Linked DNA regions of Mus musculus: regions 1, 2 and 4 are each linked to region 3. A link is a loop called in an ENCODE intact Hi-C map of the cell type or tissue named here. Cell type or tissue: left cerebral cortex. All regions are shown on one strand.

Region 1 (5,000 bases), 88 kb after region 3:
GTGCTTGTAATAGCAATGAAAAGAGGACATGAATTTGGAAGGAGGAGTATATGGTACTGTTTGAAAGGAGGAACAATAAGAAAGAAATGTTGTAATTATGTTATAATCTCAAAATAAGAGCAATAACTTTTAAAAAATTCTAATCATAACCCAAAGGATGAGGTAGGAATTGTAAATCCATGAATGTGCAGCTCTGTTCACACCTTTCTCTCAGGTGCAAGCCTCTTGCTGAGTTCTCTCAGGTGCGAGCCTCTTGCTGAGTTCTCTCAGGTTCCAGCCTCTTGCTGAGTTCTCTCAGGTTCCAGCCTCTTGCTGAGTTCTCTCAGGTTCGAGCCTCTTGCTGAGTTCTCTCAGGTTCGAGCCTCTTGCTGAGTTCTCTCAGGTGTGAGCCTCTTGCTGAGTTCTCTCAGGTTCGAGCCTCTTGCTGAGTTCTCTCAGGTGCGAGCCTCTTGCTGAGTTCTCTCAGGTTCCAGCCTCTTGCTGAGTTCTCTCAGGTTCGAGCCTCTTGCTGAGTTCTCTCAGGTTCGAGCCTCTTGCTGAGTTCTCTCAGGTTCGAGCCTCTTGCTGAGTTCTCTCAGGTGCGAGCCTCTTGCTGAGTTCTCTCAGGTGCGAGCCTCTTGCTGAGTTCTCTCAGGTGCGAGCCTCTTGCTGAGTTCTCTCAGGTTCCAGCCTCTTGCTGAGTTCTCTCAGGTGCGAGCCTCTTGCTGAGTTCTCTCAGGTGCAAGCCTCTTGCTGAGTTCTCTCAGGTTCGAGCCTCTTGCTGAGTTCTCTCAGGTTCGAGCCTCTTGGTGCCCCATGGCAGAAGTAACTGCTTAACAGTTGACTCTTCAGAAGATAAAAGGCCCAGTTTCTTGTGTTTTCCAGCTTCTCTGCTATAAATATCACCACCGTAGCTGATTGCAAACTATCAGCATTATAACTGAACACAGAGTTTGGAAGCGACCACATAGATCTAGCTCTTAGCCTGTTCCAGCTGGCCCCGGCACGTGGCAGCCAGCAAATGCTAATGTTTAAATGTGGAGAGTAGTTATTTTCTTTTAATTTTTGAGACTGTCTCACTGTGTAGCCCTGGCTGGTCTGGACCTCCCTATGTAAACAAGGCTGGCTTCAAACCCAAGTTCTGGGATTAAAGGTACCTGGCTTATAAGGTACACTCTTTATATACCATGGACCCTAACTAACTGCCCCTATTTTTTAAAATATGTATTTTTTTTTAGAATTTCGCACATGGATTTAATGCATCTTCATTATATTCCCCTCTTTCCTGATCCACACCCCCTCCCCCACCACCCCAACTCCATTTCCTCTTTTATTACACTCACTGAGTCCAGTTTGTACTGCCTATACACTCACGGATGTGAGACCGTCCACTGAGGCCTGGTCATGCTACCAGAGTCCACACAGGATGCCTTAAAGAAAGCGGACCCTCCCTCCCCAGCAGCTCTCACCTCTCAGCTAGGAGTGCAGGCTCAAGATCCCCTCCCTACTCTGTGCTGGATAGTTCACTGGCTTGGTCTCGTGCAGGTCTCGTGTAGCCACAATAGCTGCTATGTGTTCATGTATGCAGTAGTCCCTCCCGCTGTGTTCAGAAGACATTGCTTTCCTCTGCTCCTCCTTGACTGATGGCTCTTACGATCTTTCTGCTCTCTCTTCTACAATGACTCTGGAGCCTTGGGGGTGGGAGTGGACGACGTCTCAGTTGCTGAACACCCAACTTATCCCTGCGCTTCAGTTGTGAGGTTCTGCACTAAGCACTGGTCACTGCACCGTGAAACTTCTCTGGTGAGGTTCAAGAGATGCTCTGATCCATAGATATGGAGCTATGGATTTAGAGCCTGTCCCTATCTTATAGGAGGAAGTGGCCATCTGCTCCTAAAGCAGAAGGGAAAACATGCGAAGAGAGTTCGTTGCTCTCCGGCACAACAGCACCATTGTGGAAGTCACAAGAATAATTTTAACAGTATGATTCCTACCAGAAACTCTTTAACTTCCTTTCAATGGCCTTAAGAAAGAATTAGGAACTACTCATGTAGTCCCGCAGGGTGGGGCTGAGGTTAGGGTTACAATATTATAGTGAAAGACCTTTCTAACACAATGTTTTCTCCTTCGCTGTCCCACACGTTACCCATGTTCTCAAATATCTATGTCCCCTGAGTGTAATCTAAAGCCACTCGGGATCCAGACAAAGTAATCCATTTCCCACTCCTACTACTAAACTGTATAATCCTAAACAGATCTGTGACCACCAATGATTCTGGCAAATGAAGGCTTCCCTGAAGATCTGCTGGGCAGATGAAGTAAACGGGTTGTAAAAGCTGCTTCCACTTCCAGGAACAGATGTGCTGAGCCACAGGCATGCAATATTGCCACCTTGTGGCTTCTCACAGAATTGCCCAAAAGGCAAACATTCCTTGGAGGTCCAAAAGGAACCTTACTAGGGGTGTGGGGAGTGCAGTCTAGAGTTGTGATGAGATTCAGAGCTATGATTATAAGAAGCCAGTCGGTATCACAGGAAGAGACTGGCCTCTACCAACCACCATAAAACTGATTTGGGGAGTTGTTGTTTTGTTTGGACAATTATCAGCTCTTTGGCCCCCAAAGACAAAATTATCTAAATATACATTTTACAGTTGAAAGGAGAAGATAACAGTTCCTACAGTTTGTTCAAACACTCGTGATTATCGGCTGCCCTTCATATTGTTCTTGCCCCTCTTTCCTATTCCAGATTCCCAAGAATAGAATGTGCCTGACTCCCACAGTACCCTGTAGATCTGGCCAATCATCTCAGTTTTCAGTGGAGCCATGGAATATGCTCCCAATACCCTCCATCTCTTAGAAGAACAATCTCAGGTTCCAATCTCGTCCCCGGTGCTTCAGATCCAAACCTCCAAAATTTCACATTATTTAGTAACAGATTTGGTGGCACGCTCCTGACAAACTCAAGTCAAGAACCCCCGAGGAGAATGGCAGACTAGAAGACGTTTCTACGCCACCCTTTAAATGAGAAGAGCCACAATAAGAAAAATAGACACTTCTGAAGAGAAAGAAAGAAGAAACGTTTTAAAATGCACCAAAATAGTGTTAAAATACCTGGAAAGTGGGGAGGAAAGACAGGTAACGCATGAGAAACAGCCAACGTAAACACAGACCAGCAGCATGGCTGTGGTGTGGACAGGGTGAACAGACTTCTCATAAGCTAAAGGAAGCTGCCCTGGTGAGAGAAAACTGGCCGTCCTGCCCTCAGAGCAAGTCCTCAGCCCTCACAAGCCTGAAAACCAGTGGCAGCTTTTGTGAGACAACCATTCCTCCGGCACTGAGAGAGGAAGCACACCCAGCAGCTGCGTGCGCCTCAGAGCGGAAGTGACCCGGTTTGAATGAGAAGGTCTCCCACAGGCATGTGGATTTGAACTCTTGGACCCCAGATGCTAGCACATTTGGAGAGGTTATAGAACCGCTAAGGTATGGAACCTTGCTGGAGAAAGCGCGCCCCTAGAGATAGGCTTCGTTAAGAGTGTAGCCTGCTTCTAGTTTACCCTCAGCTTTCTGTTTGAGGTTGAGGATTCAATCATCCCCGCTTCCTGTTCTGGCCCCTCAGCCTGCCGTGGACTCTGCCTTTGGAACCAGAAGCCAGAATCGGCATGTTGTTCCTAAGTGGCTGCTGACTGGCCATGCCATTTTCCTCACAGCAACAGAAAAATGTCTGATCCAGACGTTGGTACAAAAGAGTGGGTACGGACAAAATAAAAAAAAAACAAGTGAAGAACTTGACCATGTCCTTTAGAGCAGTGTGGAAGGCTTGGGAGGACTGGACTAGAAAAGTGGTAAGATGCTCTAAAAAGAACGTAACGGCCGCTCTAGCTGGAGCTTGGAAGACAACAGTGCTGATCGTGCAGATGGTAGAGGCATGCTCACAAGAGGCGAGCAACATTAGCAATCGTGCCAGAGACAGTTTCTATATGCTGGCAAAAAGTCTGACTGTTTTCTGCCCGCACCCCTGAGAATGCACAGAAGGCTGAATTTCAAGTCATGAACCAAGTTTTGGCAGAGAAAGTCTCAAGCAACATAAGGTCGAATCCGTGAAATGGGCATTATTAATAACTCTTAGGCAGGTCTACAGTGAAAAAGAGCAAGCAGGATCATCATGTACAAAATGTGTAGTTATGAGGAGAAAAACTCTAGCAAGCTTAATGTGGCTCCCAAGGTATGATCTAGAAATGAAGCTGTACTGTTAAAGGGCTCCGCGCTGTGCCGTGCAGGAGAGGCATCCTGCCCTGTACTGAAGCAGAAGGAAGTGTGCCCACACAGAGAGGCCCCACCCAGCTAAACTTCAGATTTGTCAAGGACAAAGCCTAAGGGCTGCTTTGTCCTGGAAAGCAACATTGCTTCAACATAGGATGACTGCTTAGCATGTGGTTTAAAGGTGGGAGGCTCCCTCCCAAGCTGGCAGCCAAACTTAGCATCTATCTGATACTGGCAATAAAGGCAGGGGAGACACGGGACATGGAGCTGCAGAAAAGCACAGGATTAGGGGTGGAGGCCGTCCTATCAAGACCACGGTGCTGTAGTTGGCCGCTTCTCATTCTCTCACTTCACGCTCCCCCTCCCTCCGAAGCTCATCTCTAGACAGCCACTCCCTTTACACAGACAGCCTCTGGTAACTCTCCTAATTGCTCTCCCACTTCCAGACCTGATCACAGACCCCCGCCAACTCAGGCTTCCTCTCCTAACTGAGCTCATTTTGAAGGGTAATTTTGTATCAGCTCCTTTCCTAGATCAACCTACCTCCCCCAGTCATCCCTGATTCATAAAAGATGAGGGGTAACCCTGGGAACGGAAGACCTCTTTCTCACACCTCCAGGAGGAGGCCATCAAAGCATCAGAAGGCTGATCTGTGTACAGATTCCGTTTCCCAGAAAGCCCCCTCCCTCACTGTGACCTTACACAGCTGAAGATGAAGCTTTTCCTGGCTTTCTGTGAAAAGTCCCGCATTTACTACTTTT
Region 2 (5,000 bases), 150 kb after region 3:
CCAACAAGGCCTTACTTCCTAATAGTGCCCACTCCCTATGGTCTATGAGGGTCTATGAGGGAAGGAGGCAGCGGAGCATCTCGGGGAGGGGCCCTCTTGACCACTTCTCTCTGTGTCTCTAGGTTTTGGCTCTGTCCTGGGCCCAGGCTGGCAGAGGCCTTGCTGCTGTCTCCGGAACCTCCAAGGTGGCCTGCCCAGCCCTGCTCCCCTTGCTTCTGTGCCCTGCCTCTGCTGTAACTGGACCCACCTCTTGGGGCCCATCTTGCCTCCTCTTCCCTCAGAGCAGTCACTTTCGGGGTCCTCAAAGCCTGGTCCTCGGCTCTCAGGCCCCATGTGTATGCCAGGTACCTGGCATTTTCCAGGGCTCCACCTTCTGGCCAGGCTGAGACAGAACACTGGCCAGGGGCTTTGGTGCCAGTTTCTCAGGCCCGAGGAATTGGTGGTAAATCCTGGCCCAGGGCCAAGCAGGCATCTGGATTCCAATGAGGGACTCTCCTCAGGGACTCAGGGACTCAAACTTGGGAAAGGAATCTCCATGTCCCCCAATCCAGAGAACATGAGAGTCATGTGGCCTTCTGATCCTCCTTAATTGGAGAGAAAGAAGTGAAGGGGTGGCTCTTCCCCCTGTCTCCTGTTCCCCCACTGGAGGCTCTGAAGGGTGAAGTTGAACCAAGGGCAAATGTGGGCATGGGGAAATGGAGATGGCACCCCTCCCCTATACCAAATTGCTATCTGACTAAGGAGACATTATTAATTAACTTTTTTTGGAGAGAAATGAGATTAGGAGTTTCTATCATTAAAACTGCCCCCTGCCTACTCACAGGAGGGGATGAAGGGGCTGGGCTGGGGCAGACCAGCGTTTGTTTGGCTTAAGTCTTAGGATCTCTTTCTTCCTCTGGGTTCACTTCCCCATCCTGGCTAAGGTTTCCCAGGACCTCTCACAGCCCTTCCCATACTTCTCTGCCCTCCCCTTGACTGCACAGCCACTAGGAACCTCTGTTCCAGGGAGGGTCTTGCTTCTATGAAGGAAGGTTCTGTGCTTCTATCTCCATGACCCCAAGATGCAGGCAGGGGCACAGAGAGGGAGGGGTGGTTCTCTCATCTCTGTAACACTCCACTGCCAACTGTGAATAAAAATGTCCTTGGACCAACAATCTTTCTCCCGTGCATCCTAGTTTGGCTGCGTTCCTTCTCTGTGCCCATCGGTGGTGGTGCTAAATGCAACGCAGGAGTCCTGCTGGGTTTGAGAGGAGGGCCTGAGGCTTAGACTGGAAGCATCCAGCCAAGCTCCTCTCTTCTACCATCATGCCTGAGAGTGAGCCAAGCAATGAGGGAAGCCGGTCCCAAAGACAGAACAGCAGAAAGAGTGGGGGGTCTTTGCCAAAGACCTTAAGGCTCCTGTAGAGGACCTCTGGGCAAGGTTCTAATGGTCCAAGTGGGAAAGGAAAGGACACTGGTGCTAAATACCCTCTGCTTCTGCCTGTGGGCTCCTGAGAACGAGCAGCAGGGCTGACTTGAAGCTCCTGGTGCCAGAGAGCATAGAGAACACACAAGAAAGCATCTCTACTTGACGACAGATGAATCAACGAGGAAGAGATGCCACACAAGCCAAAGCCACCGAGCCACCCGCTCTCCTGCCTCTAGGCTATCAATTACCTGACCTGGATCTGTCTCTTTTTGAGGAACAGCTCATGAGCTGGAAAGGCCCAAGGGCTCTACTGCCCATTCCAAGTTCCTCTTGGAGCCGCTCTCACATTTACTTCCTTCAGCCTCACTTGGTCTTCTGACCATACGTTGTCAGTCAGCTAGAATGGGTGAGAACTGCACAGGGTGTGACATAGCCCTCGTCTACAGGAAGGCCAAGGTGATTCCCAAGCTGGGCCTAGGGCAGGAGAAAGGGTCTCTGTCTCCCTCCCTCAGCCCATCCCCAGTACAGTTTTCCTGTTACCCCGCCCAGCTTAGGAGATAAGCTTAGGAGATAAAGCAGTGTTGCCTGTGTGCACCAGGAAGTGGACGGGGCACTCGCTGGGCTTGTGTCCGGTTCAGAGTGGCTAGCCCTAAGGACAGGGGTTTCTCCATAAAAAAAAAAGAAAGAAAGGATGTGTTCTCTACCTGGCCCCACCTCCTCCTCAGTAGTGTGTGGTGATTGTGGTCCCTGTATTTCAGGTGATGAAAAAACGCTTTGAGGTATACATTCTAAGACTCCTCTGAAGGCTAAAGCCCACTGTAAGGACTTGCTTCCAGGTGGAACCTTGTGTGTAGGTCACAGATCTCAGTAAAGAGATCCTGCCACAATAGGCATTTTTTTGTTTTGTTTTGTTTTTCACTAAGTACTCCATTGTTAGTGAGAGCTGCCTACCTGTACAGTCCTGAATACTCATCAGAACTTGGGCTCCATATCCAGAAGATAGTACCACCAGCACCTTCGTTCATCCAACTGCAATAACCCAAAATGCCTCCAGACAGGTGTGAAACGGGAGAAACTGCCCAGGGTTGAGGGTTGACTGCCTCTAAATTCAGGAAAACCCTATGTTCTGTCAAAGATGTAAGTAGCTTCCTGGAGAGCTGTTGGCTTTCACGTTGCAAGAGTGCCCTCTAGTGGCTAGAGTTGGTACTCTGCGCTCAACGCTCAGGACTAGGGTACAAAGTAAGGCCAGCTCTATGTTGGTATAAGAGTGAAGGACTCAGAACCTCTGAGATGAGGGAGTGAACGGCAAAATCCAGGGATGCAGATGCAGAGCTCTTCCTCATCAAGCTCCCTTAAATATGGTTGTCAATCTATCAAAAGACCAACTCGCCTGACACAACAACGCAGGCAGTGGAGGTTGTCAGTTTTTTATATAACCATGCCAGTCACCAACCTCAGCTGCCACATACGTTGGCACCCTCATGTGGGGAAAGGCACAGTGAGCACTCAGTATTTCTCAGGAGTAGGACTGCAAAGCGTGCTCAGCAACCACTCTCCTCTGTAGCACTAGAAACCCTGGGAGATTCAGCAGGTCTTCAGAAATTAGAGAGTCTAACTCCTGGGCTGCCGGAAGAGACCTCTGAGATCCCAGAGAAAGGGGCTTGTTTCGAATCACAGGGACGAAGAACAAGATTTGGAATACAAATTTCTTAGTCATTAGTCACCACCATCACTCGGCTGGAGAGTTTAAAACCCATTAGTGTGAGAGTTTGCTATGCGTGCAGAGGGGCTTTTCAGAAGCGACTCCTGTGAAGGCTTTTCATGAGGCCCTCTGAGGAAGCACTTTCCTTCCCAAGAACACTTGGGCAGTTTGGTGCTTGCCTCTGATGGTCTCATAGGCATCAGTATAGTGCTGCATAAATCTGGTGTTGGTAGGACAGTGCTCCAGGGGCTTGCGAAGTGGAGGGAGTCTAGGCACTAGAACACTCAGCTAAGCACATAGAAGAAGTTTGGAGGCTGTCTTAGTCAGAGTTTCTGTTGCTGTGCAGAGAAACCATGAGTTTGGCAACTCTTATAAAGGAAAACATTTAACTGGGGCTGGTTTTTCAGACGTTTAGTCCATTACTGTCATGGCAGGAAACATGGCAGAGTGCAGGCGGACATGGTGCTGGAGAAGGAGCCCAGAGTTCTACATCTTGATCGTAGGCAGCAGGACACTGCCATACTAGGCCTAACTTTAGGATATGAGACCTCAAAGCCCGCCTCCATAGTGACACACTTCCTCTAACAAGGCCACACCCACTCCAACAAGGCCACACCTCCTAATAGTGCCATTTCTTACGGGCCAAGCATTCAAACATATGAGCCTTTAGGGGCCACTCCTAGATAAACCACCACAGATGCTTAGACACAATAGCAGGTGTTCACTCCCCTGAGTTGGTGGCAGTGTGGATAATCCCTACCCTCTTCCTTTCATTTCTTAAGGAATCTTCATGTGTCTCCTTCTGTCAGATGCACTCTATGCTGTTAGGTGGTTCTGTCCATGTAGAAATGTCATTGAATGAACTTGCAGGAAAGCAGATGGCAGAGATCAATCATGGTGAATGGCAGCAGGATGCTATCAAGCAAACACATGGTGCACAAGGCTGCTAACCATGCTGTATACTGCTGGTACTTTGTTGCAAGTAGGGATATGAGCTAAAATTTTTAGAAGAGTGCCTACCAGAGAGCAACACCTTGGTTATAATCATTTTCAAAACGTAGGCATTGCATACCATTGTACTGCTATACTTCACATGAGCAACTTTGCAGCAATTGGCACACATAGTGCGTTTATCTACACCGATTCACCACAAACATCTGAGTCATGGTATCACATTGATCTCACTGGGTCATATGAATCTTTCAGGTACACATACGCTTATATGGCTATATATGCATGTATATACGTATATATGAACATCTGTATATATGCACACACATATAGACCAGTAAATACAATCCAATAGGCATTTATTAAATGTTTATTGTGATTTGTTTCTTTGGTTGGTTGCTTGCTTGGTTTTGGATTTTCTTTATTCATTGAGATAGTCTCACTATGTAGCCCAGGCTGGCCAGGAGCTTGTAATGTGAACTATGCTAGTCTCAAACTTGTAGCATTCCACCAGTTTCTGCTGCACAAGGGCCGGGATTACACATGTGTGCCACCATTCCATGAAATGCCATACATTTCTACTGTGCTTATATATGCACTGCTGTCATAAGGATAGGGACAGAATAAAATTACTGGGTGAAAAATCATGACACTGTAATGGCTTCAGGCACATATCACTCATCTGACTTCCAGAAAGGGATATGTTGTTTAAAACTACATTTATGCACCACTCGCTATGAGCCTGACTGTGGTGGTTGGGATGAAAGTACCCCCCTCCCCATAGGCTCATACATCTGCATGCTTAGTCCCCAGCTGATGAATTGCTTAGGAGGGGGGCAGTTAGGAGGTGTGGCCCTATTGGAATAGGTGTGTACTTGTCAGAGGAAGTATGTCACTGTGGTGGACTTTGAGAAATTAAAATCCCATACCAGGCCCAGT
Region 3 (5,000 bases):
GTATTTGTCAGACACTGGCAGAGCCCCTCAGGTGACAGCTGTATCAGGCTCCTGTCAGCAAGCTCTTGTTGGCATCACAATAGTGTCTGGGTTTGGCAGGCAGGCTCTTAAACAGGATCAAGCTAGTCCAAACTAGTCCAAGCCTGTCTAAACCTGTCTACATCCTATTAAACTGGATAAAGCCCATCCAAACTGTAATAAACTAGTCCAAGCAGGTCCAAACTGGGTTGAAATGCTCCCAAAGGCAAGGGCACAGATTAGGATATGACCAGGACCTTGACAATGGACAAGCTGGGGAAAGGATGAAGTTGAGTTAGGGCTAAAAGTGAGAGTGTAGGTTTGGTGAAGAACTGAAGGAGATGGAAGCTAAGGGTGACTCTTACATTTCTGATACAGTGGCTGCACACTTTTCTTAGGAATTCTACAGCTCCTCTGGATGACTAAACATGGCACCGCAGAGTGGCAAGGTCTTCTCTAGTCTGGACTGGTCTGAACCAGTCTGGGCTATGGAAGTCCTGAGAATCTTTTTAGAGTCCCTTTCAGCTTTACAACCCAGCTTCTGCCTCCTGCACACACAGCCGGTGCTCATTGATTCTTAGTTTCTTGGTCTCTGGACCCGAATGGCCTCCACTAAAAATGGACCCACAGCCAACCCCCTCCCTCCTACCCTAGCAGTGTCCCAGGTGCACAGCCTGGGGCCCGGGGGTGGGGGGCAGTGCATGCAGAGAGTCACTGGGCATTCCAAAGCCCCAGCAGGTGCCACTCATGCCTCAAGGCCAGAGCAACCTTCCTGCCCCACTGCTCCAGGACACAGTGTTGCCAGTGAACTACCGGAATTGGATAGAAAGGGAAAGCTGAACCTAAGAACTCATTTTTTAAAACTTGTTTTTACATTTACTTGTGTACTGGGGAAAGGAGAAATAACAATGCCCTTGTGGAGGTCAGAGGTGAACTTGTAGCATCAGTTGGGTTTTCTCCTTCCTCCCTGCGTGTTTCCTCTGGAAACTGAACTAGTACCTTTATCTGTTGAGCCATCTCTCCTGTCCAGGGGAGCCCTCCCCTGCTTTTAAAAACTAAGAGTCATGCACATGGGTGTATTACTCATATAGATGTGTGTGTGTGTGTGTGTGTGTGTGTGTGTGTGTGTGTGTGTGCGTGTGCGTGTGCATGTGCGTGTGCGTGTGCGTGTGCGTGTGTGTGTGTGTGTGTGTGTGTGTGTGTGTGTGTGTGTGTGCCTGACCCTGTGTAGAAGCCATAAGAGGCAGGGTCTCTCTGTGAAGCCAAGGCTGAGTTTTCCAGGCCAGACTATCAGTCAGCAAGCCTCAGTCATCCTCCAGTCCCTGTCCCTTACAGAGCAGTTTGTTACTAGAGCACAGAGCGTCTGAATTCAGTCCCATGATCGCATAACCATCATCTTACCCTCTGAGGTGTCTTGTCATCCCAGGACACACTTGAAGGAGGGGGCAACTCCAGAGCTTCCCAACATTCGACTGCCTTTCTTCCTTTTTTATTATTTTTACTCCCCCACCTCCCCCCGCCGCCCTATCTGTAGTGCTGACTCAGCTCTGAGACCAGAGAAAGGGAATTGGGTGTCTTTCTTTGCCACACTCTGTCTTATTCCCTTCAGATGGGGTCTACCACCTGAAGCTGGGCTACTAAGTTCCAGGGATCCTGCCTCCACCCAGTTCCATGTCTGGCTCTTTATGTGGTGCTAGGAGGTTGCACTCAGATCATAATGCTCTCTTAACACCGAACCTCCTTCCTCTCTCTCCTCATTTACTTATTATCTACTCTTTTACTTTGTGAGTGCCTGTGTGTATGTGTGGGGGAGCGGGATAGTTGTAAGGGCGGGGATTGGTTACGGGGCGGGGGGGGGGAGCGGTATCAGAGGGGAGGCCACTAAACTGGGCGATTCCTCCACACACACAGGCTCCTGATGCTGCAGGAGACAAAGTGGAGGGGAGGCAAGAAGTGGGAGAAAGAGACCCACAACGCAAAAAAAGCTTGCTGGCCATGGGGTACTAACTAGGGTCCCCTCTAAGTCTCATAGCCTCGCCCACAGCTCAGTCCAGGTGAGTCTCCCTCGCGGCCGCCAGGGGGCGCCCAACTCACCTTGGGAGGGCAGGGACCAGGACCAGGACCTGGGCTGCAGGAGGTGCAGAGATGCAGCTCCAGAGCTGCCATCTGCTGACCGAGGCTAACTGAACAGGGCTCTTGTCAGAATTGGGGTGAGGGACCCCAAGGAGCAGGCAAGTTCGATGGGGCGAGCGCACTACGGAGCCTCTGCTGCTGGAAGCTAAGATACCCAGAACAGGTATCAGAGTGCCTGTGCCTATTCTCTGCATCCAGCTGCGCAGGTTCCTCTGCTGGGGGTGGGGGCACAGCATGAAGGGAAAAGTGGGGTCAGAGTGTGACAACCTGCCTCTTCTTTTCCTTTTTCTTCTTCCCCTCCCTTGCTTTCCCCCTATTCCTCTTTTTTCCTCCCTCCCTCCCCTTCCATTTCCTCTTCATCCTCCCTCCCTTCTCACAAAGGTGCACAGCTTCCCTCAAGCATCAGGCCAGCAAGCAGTTCTAGCCTTCACCTACCAGCTGCCAGGTACAGAGGTAGGAGTGTCTTGCTGGCCAAGTGGCTTGGGTGGATGGGGTGCTTCAGGCCTGGGAGAGGGAACCAAGGAGAGAGGGGTGGCCAAGTCACCAAGAGAGAGACCAGAGCCCAAGATCCTCTCACCCTGACTAGTGCTCACTGGGTGAGTGAGGGTGGGGTGAAAGGGGGCAGGCAGCTCTGGGTGAACAGGGTTTTCCTAGCCTGCAGCCAAGGAGCAGGTGGGACCTGGTATGGCAGCTCTGAGTGGGACATCACAGGGGCCACTCTGCAGACAGAGAGGTAGGAGAATGAGAGAGAGAGAGGGTCACTCTCCACTCAGGTCTGTACCCAAGGCTTGGGGGTGTTGGATAGGCTTCATTGCTGGCCCATAGCCTGGTTCAGGGCAAAGGCCTCTCTATGGAGCATGGGGCGACAGATCATCTGAGAAATGGTGGCAGGAAGACTTGTTTGGTGAACTCTTACGTATTCTTCAAAGCCCGGATCATAAAACCCATTCCTCCTCAGGGACTGATTCCCTAGGCACCCAGGACAAGACCAGTTTCCACACAGGTGGCTCTCCCTCCTGGCTCTTTATGACTACTATATGAGTTTCAGCCTCAAATTCTGTATTGGACAGAAGTGTGTTTGGGGTCAGAGGGATTTGAAGAGGGAACAGGGGAGACCTCTTGCATAAACCCAGAGGCAGGAGCAAGGCCAGGCCTCTGTCACCTTCCGGAGTCCTCGGCAGCTTTTCTCCCCAACCCTCTGGCCCCTCTGGCCTTTCATCTGCCTCCAGCTCAGGACCACCCAGACCTATGCCCCTCTTCTTCAGTGTCTGTGGGGACGACAGGGTGGGACCACCCAGACCTATGCCCCTCTTCTTCAGTGTCTGTGGGGACGACAGGGTGGGACCACCCAGACCTATGCCCCTCTTCTTCAGTGTCTGTGGGGACGACAGGGTGGGACCACCCAGACCTATGCCCCTCTTCTTCAGTGTCTGTGGGGACGACAGGGTGGGACCACCCAGACCTATGCCCCTCTTCTTCAGTGTCTGTGGGGACGACAGGGTGGGACCACCCAGACCTATGCCCCTCTTCTTCAGTGTCTGTGGGGACGACAGGGTGGGCCACAAGAATGCATGAAGAGATTAAAGTTGGTCTTCTGACCTTAAGTGAACTGGATTATAAGTTAGTCTTTTCTACCTCAAATGATCTAATTAACTAAACACACACACACACACACACACACACACACACACACACACACACTTGTGCCCAGTGACTTGCATTTTTAGTTAGTCCCACATATAGTCAAGTTGACTACCAAGTATACCCATCACAGTTGGGTTATCTCTGTGTAATATTTGTTATTCTTTCCCTGGAGAGCCGTCTACACCATCTGGTGTAATTGTGGGTGGCTGCACAGACATTGAATTGTCCCCACACACCTGTTTGTACAGTTTACACCATGACAATTCCATTACAGATAAAAGAACCCACCTCAAATGGTTCTCAGAGAAAGTTTTATTTTGTTTTTGTTTTAGGATTTGTATTTTTTTTATTTTTAATTATGTGGGGGTGGGGTGCCCACTTGTGAGTGACCCCAGAAAGAGTAACAGCTCCCTTGGAACTAAAGTTACAGGTGGTGGAGAGCCTCCCAGTAGGGGTTACTTGGAACCAAATGTGGGTCCTTTGCAAGAGCAATCCATGCTCTTAACTGCCAAGCTGTCTCTCCTGCCCAACAACAAAATCTCTTAAAAATATGTAGCACTTCCCCAAATTACCAGCTAGAGATGCAGGCTGTAGCCTGAGCTCCCGAAAGCAAAACGTAAATATAGCAAATGTCATTTGAGGGGGAAAAGGGTTTAATAATGAAGAGAGGAGACTAAAACAAAATTAAAAGTTATTCTTCAAATCTAACTTTGCATTGTAAAAACCAATATAAACTCATGGTAAGTAGTTTTAAATCTTTAAAAATAGATGTTTTCTGAATCTTTCCCAGAAAGGGAAATAAAATAGGTATCTGACATGGATGGAGGGAGGGAACTGAGGGGGGGGGGCTGGGCAGGAGGTGAGGATTAGGGGAGAGAGAAGGGAAATTGGCAAGGTGGGGCAGGGGGGGGGGGAGGCAATCTCTAGGACATGCCAGAGATCTGGGATGGGGGAAGTCCCAGGTGGCTTGTGGGGACGATGCTAGCTGAGACTCCTAGCAGTTGAGGATATGGAATCCTGAAGTGGCCATGTCCTATGGCCAGGCAGAACTCCCAGTGGAGGGAGAAGGACAGCAGCCTGCCCACAAAACCTTTGGCTCAAAATGTGTCCTGCCTAAAAGATGTGCATGGACAAAGATGGAGCAGAGACTGAGGGAATGGCCAGCCAATGACTGCCCTAAATCAAGACCCACCCTATGGGCAAGA
Region 4 (5,000 bases), 170 kb before region 3:
GTGTGTCCCAGTGTGTCCCACAGTACACCCTTTTGTCTACACTTCTTTGCTTGCAAATGTTCACTGCAAGGACTGGTACTAGGCCTCTGGCTTCTGCTACTCTATCCATACTGGATCCTCACTGGGTTGCCTCTCGGATATCCTGTGGTTGCCCTGTGTTATGGAGATCCTATGGTTTTGGATTGACAAAGGAAGACAGGCGGGAGTAAGAATCTTTAGGTAAACAATCGCTGCAGTACATTGGCCTGACTGGACTTGCTATTCGCATCAGAAGTGGAGTAGGTCATGTTTTATCTGGGTTTTCATCAACTTGGGAAAAAACATTATTTATAAACAATGTTTCTTGGTCTTTGAAGGGCAGTGGAAGGGGGAGCAGAAAACAAAAGAAATATGAAATAAGACAGTCTTGAGAAATACCAAGTAGGCTTTTGACCTCAGGCTAGCAAGGCTATTTAATACGACAGTGTTCAATTGCTTCTTCTGGTTTTGAGTACAGTTTAAAGAAAGAAAGATTTTTAATTTTGCCTTTTCTCTCTATTGGCTGGAACATAGCTTGGAGTAATTTGTTCCAAGATGAGGCTGTACATAGAGAGCCTGTGCTTGATCCCTTTCATTTCTGAAACTTGATTGCACAGGGGAACAGTCAGACTAGGCACACAGTCTTGGGGACAAGTGCCTGTATCCGTTACTTCTCTCACTGCTGAGACAAAACACCTGACCTAAACTCACAGTTTGAGGGGACACATTCCATCGCAGCAGTCAGGGTGAGAGGCTCGGTGAGCGCCATTACATTCAAGCACAGGAAGATGGATGTTCCTGTTTGCTTAGCTCTCTCTCTCTTTTTTATGGATCCTGCCTTCCCAGCCTTCAGAATGGTGCCGCCCACATTTAGGGTGGGCCTTTGCATCACAGTTAACTAAGCATAGGTAATCCTTTACAGGTATGCCCAGACTCTTGTTTCTAGAACTTGTCAAATTGACAGTCAAGACCAACCATCAGGATGACTGTCAACTCTTATGCTACTCTTGATTTATCACTGAAAACTAAGGCTGGGGAGATCGGAGGTCAGCCTTCAGGCTGATACTTTGAATTGTGGGAGGATGCCATTCTTATTTCTTCAAGATTTCTCCACCCTGTGGAAGTGCGATCCCAGGACTGAGTTTGTCTTCTGCACTTCTGCACTAGACTGGAGAGTTGGGAGAATCTTGTAGTGTAAGAAAGTGACTTTTTCTGCTTACTTTCACATATGTCTGCTCTGATTTTTCTAACAGCCAAGTTGTCCTATTGTTCTTCAATTCTAAAGACCTTAAAGTTTTAGGAGATTCATCTTACCCTCTACATTAGTTAGTTACCTTTGCATCATGGTGACTAAAACACTTGCTAGAAACAATGAAGGAAGATTTTATCTAGGTTCATGGTCCCAGAAGGTTACAGGTCACCACAGTTAGGAGGACTTGGCAGCGCTGCTCAGTGTGTAGGTGAGAGCACAGCATGGTGACGAGCATGTTCGTATACCAATGTGGAGCACAGAGGGGGGAGCACGGAGTGGGGATGAGAACCGAGGCTAGGCTACCATGTTCCAAGTCTCAGGCCCAGTGAAGGACTTCCATCAGACATCTCACACCTAAAGGTTCCACAGTCTCTCCAGACAGTGCCACGAACCAAAGAGCTGTGCAGGACACCTCAGATTCAAATCACATCTTCTGTTGGTAGGTTTCTGAGTCTTCAATTTTAGTGTTTAGTATCATTATTAGATTTATCTTTTCCTGGGATTTTATAGGTATTTGTTACAAAACTATAGGACACCAGGTTAGAAGCAGCTTGCCAGATATTTATTGACTCTATAAAGTCTGACTATGAAATTCAGAAGGCTTAATCCATCATAAAGTTATCATTTGCTCTTATAGGGAAGGTGGCTTAGACTTGTTGAGCCACTCAGAAACGAGCATAGAGTAGGGTTTCTAATTCAAGACTCTTTCTCCGACTCTCTCTCTCTCTCTCTTCCAGGTGTCCATATAGTTCCTGCACCATGGAGCCATTGTAAATGGTCAGGATTAGGTGTTAGAGACCACAGTATCCATTCCTTTCAGGGGTTTGCAGTCTAGTCTGCCCTCACCTGCTCATGCCCACAGGTAAGGGAGCAGGCAGGCTACATCTGGACCATGGCTGTTGGAGAGGCGCTTGCCCATCTTTGTCAATATTTCCCCTGTTACTGCTTCCCATTGGTAGCACCTCTGGTCTGATAGGTCAACATTGGGGGAATCCTGGGAAGCAATTCAGGTGGAGGCTATCCCTGTGACAGACAGAACCACGGCATCTATGGCAACAGTAAACAAGAACAGAGAGGAGCTATAGATGGAAGCAGGGTGAGAGAAAAAGGGTCAGAGAAGTCAACTGTCAGGAAGCAAAGGATGATGGGAAATGTTGGCCTCTCCACACAAGTCCTGGGCCGAAGGAGTCCAGGGGGATAAAGCAGAGGATGATTGAGAGGACACTTGAGCAGAGGAATGATCAAAGAAAAAGATGCTATAATCATAACCACAACCCGACATCTGATTTGGCCTCAAACTTAGGCTAGATGTGACAAAAGTAGAGCAGTATCTCTGACAGTGCTTCTCAACCTTCCCTTCCTGATGCTGGTGACCCCAACATAAAGTTATTTTTGTTGGTACTTCATGACTGTAAATTTGCTACTGTTATGAATCATAATGTAAATATCTGATATGGTATGTGACCCCTGTGAAAAGGTTGTTTGACCCCCAAAAAGGGTTGTGAGCCCCAGAACCTCTGATCTAAGGGCTGGTGCCAGAGCTGGCTGGCCTCTTTGCAAGCCTGCAGTTCCTGTGGTTTCTAAGAGACTAAGAGGGCTTGAGACTGCAGAACCCCGACTATGTCAGAAGAGGGCACTCTTTCCTAACAGACTGCTCCTACCAGCCTTTTAAAAGCAAGCCACACTGACCTGTCCTCTCAGCTAGACGAGACACATGGGGTACTTTATTCAGAGTCACTCCCTGATATTAGACCAAACTGATAGACCTGGGATCTTGTGTGGCTACACACTGTTGAATCCACAAATACATAAGGAGAACTGCACACATGTCAGCATTCTCCCAGGAGAGGCAGATGAAGAGGCAGTGCTCTGTGATGATTAATAAGGTATGCTGTACAGTAGCCTAAACATATATATCTCGGATGACTCTAACCATGGTAATAAAACCTTTAAGACATTGAAGAAATAACTGGCACTGCTAAGGGGGCCAAGATCTGAGACTAGGTAGGGAGACAAGATCTGGGACTAGGGAGAAATTCTAACACTGTTATTCTGCAAAAGGAACATAGCCACAAAATGACTTCTAATGACATTCTGCTAGACTATACAGAGAAGCAGCTTTTGCAGTAGATAGGAACTAACATATGGAGTCTCGAATGGGAAATTTGTGCAGTGAGAGACTTAGGAGCACCCTGTCCTAAGTGTGCCGTCTTCATAAAACCCTTCCCTCAGGACTCAGGGATCTATGCAGAAAAGGAGGTAGTACATTTATAAGAGCCAGAGGTGATGGCTGACCGCAAGGAAATAGTGTCTTCCAGAAACAACTGGACTGGGAGGGAGAAGTAGATATAGACTCCTAGCCTTAACTAAGAAACTATCTGCAATTGATCTCTGGAAAAGGAAAAATTAGACTGCAATGGAGTCTCACTGGATAATTGACCACAAATTAGAGTAGGCCCCGCCCAGGAGTAGCTGGCTGACACAACATGAACTCAATGGTGTTTTGTAATTTTTTTTCCTGTCTCATTTGATTTGTTTGGATTAAAAAAAATATTTATTTATTTCATGTATATGAGTGCTCTGTCTGCATATATACCTGCTTGCCAGAAGAGGGCATCAGATCACATTGTAGATGGTCAATGTGGTTGCTGAGATTTATTTATTTATTTATTTATTTATTTATTTATTTATTTACTTACTTACTTACTTTTGTTTTTCGAGACAGGGTTTCTCTGTATAGCCCTGGCTGTCCTGGAACTCACTCTGTAGACCAGGCTGGCCTCAAACTCAGAAATCCACCTGCCTCTGTCTCCCAAGTGCTGGGATTAAAGGTGTGTGCCACCACTGCTCGGTGATTGCTGAGAATTTAACTCAGGACTTCTGGAAGAGGAGCCAGTGCTCTTAATCGCTGGGCCATCTCTCCAATTCCTGTTTGGATATTTTTTGTCACATCAGTCTTTTGATTGTTTAGTTTGATTTCCATTTTGTGTGTGTGTTTCAGGTTATGTGTGTGCGCGCACACACATGTGTGTGTTTCTTATTTTTTTATTGTTTGAGAGAGACAGAGAGAGAATAAAGAGAGATCATAAAGTTGGGGAGTAGGTGGGTATAAGATCTGGGTATAAGATCTGGGAGAGAGGAAAACATGCTCAAAGTATATTATATGAAATTCTTTTCTCAATTTGAAAAAGAAAAGATGTGGTGTGAAGTACCTTGAATTAGAGTTGTAGGTCTGCCAATTCCTGTGTGCTCCTACATAATTTACTTAATCTCTCCAGGCTGTGTTGTTTCTAACTGAAAGAAGCCAAAAAAAAAAAAAAAAAAAAAGGCACTGACTTGGGGTTATTCTAAAAGCTAACTAAATAATTCAATGCAATTAAGGCATTCTGCGTACTGTCTCATTAGAAGATGGCAGTCATCGTGTTCTCATAAAGCTTCTACTGTTCTCAATGATGAAGAGAAGCACGGACTTTATGGAGCAATGCTGTTTTTATTCTCGTTCACTACTGTGAGTCTGAGGTGGTCACTCCGTCTCTCTGGTCCTTGATTTCTGGCATCTGCAGAGGATCAGCTTTCCGCTGATGTTATTGGTGGTGGTATTGTAGGCTAGTAGACATGGTGATGATAACACCCTTAGATCTGCCTGGTGACTCAGAAGCCCATTACAGGGGGTTCCACAGACTTCCAACTCCACCAGCAACCCTGTGGTTTTTCATGATGCCTTTTGGAG

What was found. A loop is a pair of places that touch in the nucleus more often than their neighbours do. Peaks named below come from ENCODE experiments on the same cell type or tissue, not always from the same donor. Only the 100,000 strongest peaks of a DNase experiment are listed, where the experiment ranks them.
Region 1: a loop joins it to region 3, with 3 times the contacts of the local background. A loop is called at or near these places in 35 of 42 quality-filtered maps.
Region 2: a loop joins it to region 3, with 7 times the contacts of the local background. A loop is called at or near these places in 20 of 42 quality-filtered maps.
Region 4: a loop joins it to region 3, with 2.7 times the contacts of the local background. A loop is called at or near these places in 23 of 42 quality-filtered maps.

Annotation. Positions count from the first base shown.
Region 1 is chr3:87,496,944-87,501,943 of GRCm38, forward strand. The region is part of intron 1 of Gm40085 (predicted gene, 40085); the gene reads right to left. It also overlaps a transcript of Fcrl5 not described here. Among named protein-coding and RNA genes, the nearest start is that of Gm40085, 13 kb to the right of the region's middle. In left cerebral cortex, a CTCF peak has its summit at 2,376 (motif pointing left); DNase peaks (open chromatin) are centred at 2,364, 3,317, 3,963 and 4,328.
Region 2 is chr3:87,559,974-87,564,973 of GRCm38, forward strand. Etv3l (ets variant 3-like) reads left to right here. Exons shown (of 6, transcript NM_001370856.1): 6 at 123-1,132. The coding sequence ends at 589. Among named protein-coding and RNA genes, the nearest start is that of Etv3l, 12 kb to the left of the region's middle. In left cerebral cortex, CTCF peaks have their summits at 391 (motif pointing left) and 2,609 (motif pointing left); a DNase peak (open chromatin) is centred at 2,600.
Region 3 is chr3:87,409,247-87,414,246 of GRCm38, forward strand. It overlaps Gm40084 (a long non-coding RNA gene), which reads left to right and starts at 2,164. Exons shown (of 3, transcript XR_867411.1): 1 at 2,164-2,314; 2 at 2,533-2,604. In left cerebral cortex, a CTCF peak has its summit at 2,097 (motif pointing right); a DNase peak (open chromatin) is centred at 2,164.
Region 4 is chr3:87,240,934-87,245,933 of GRCm38, forward strand. No RefSeq gene overlaps it. Among named protein-coding and RNA genes, the nearest start is that of Fcrls, 20 kb to the right of the region's middle. In left cerebral cortex, CTCF peaks have their summits at 2,901 (motif pointing right) and 3,869 (motif pointing right); DNase peaks (open chromatin) are centred at 2,900 and 4,498.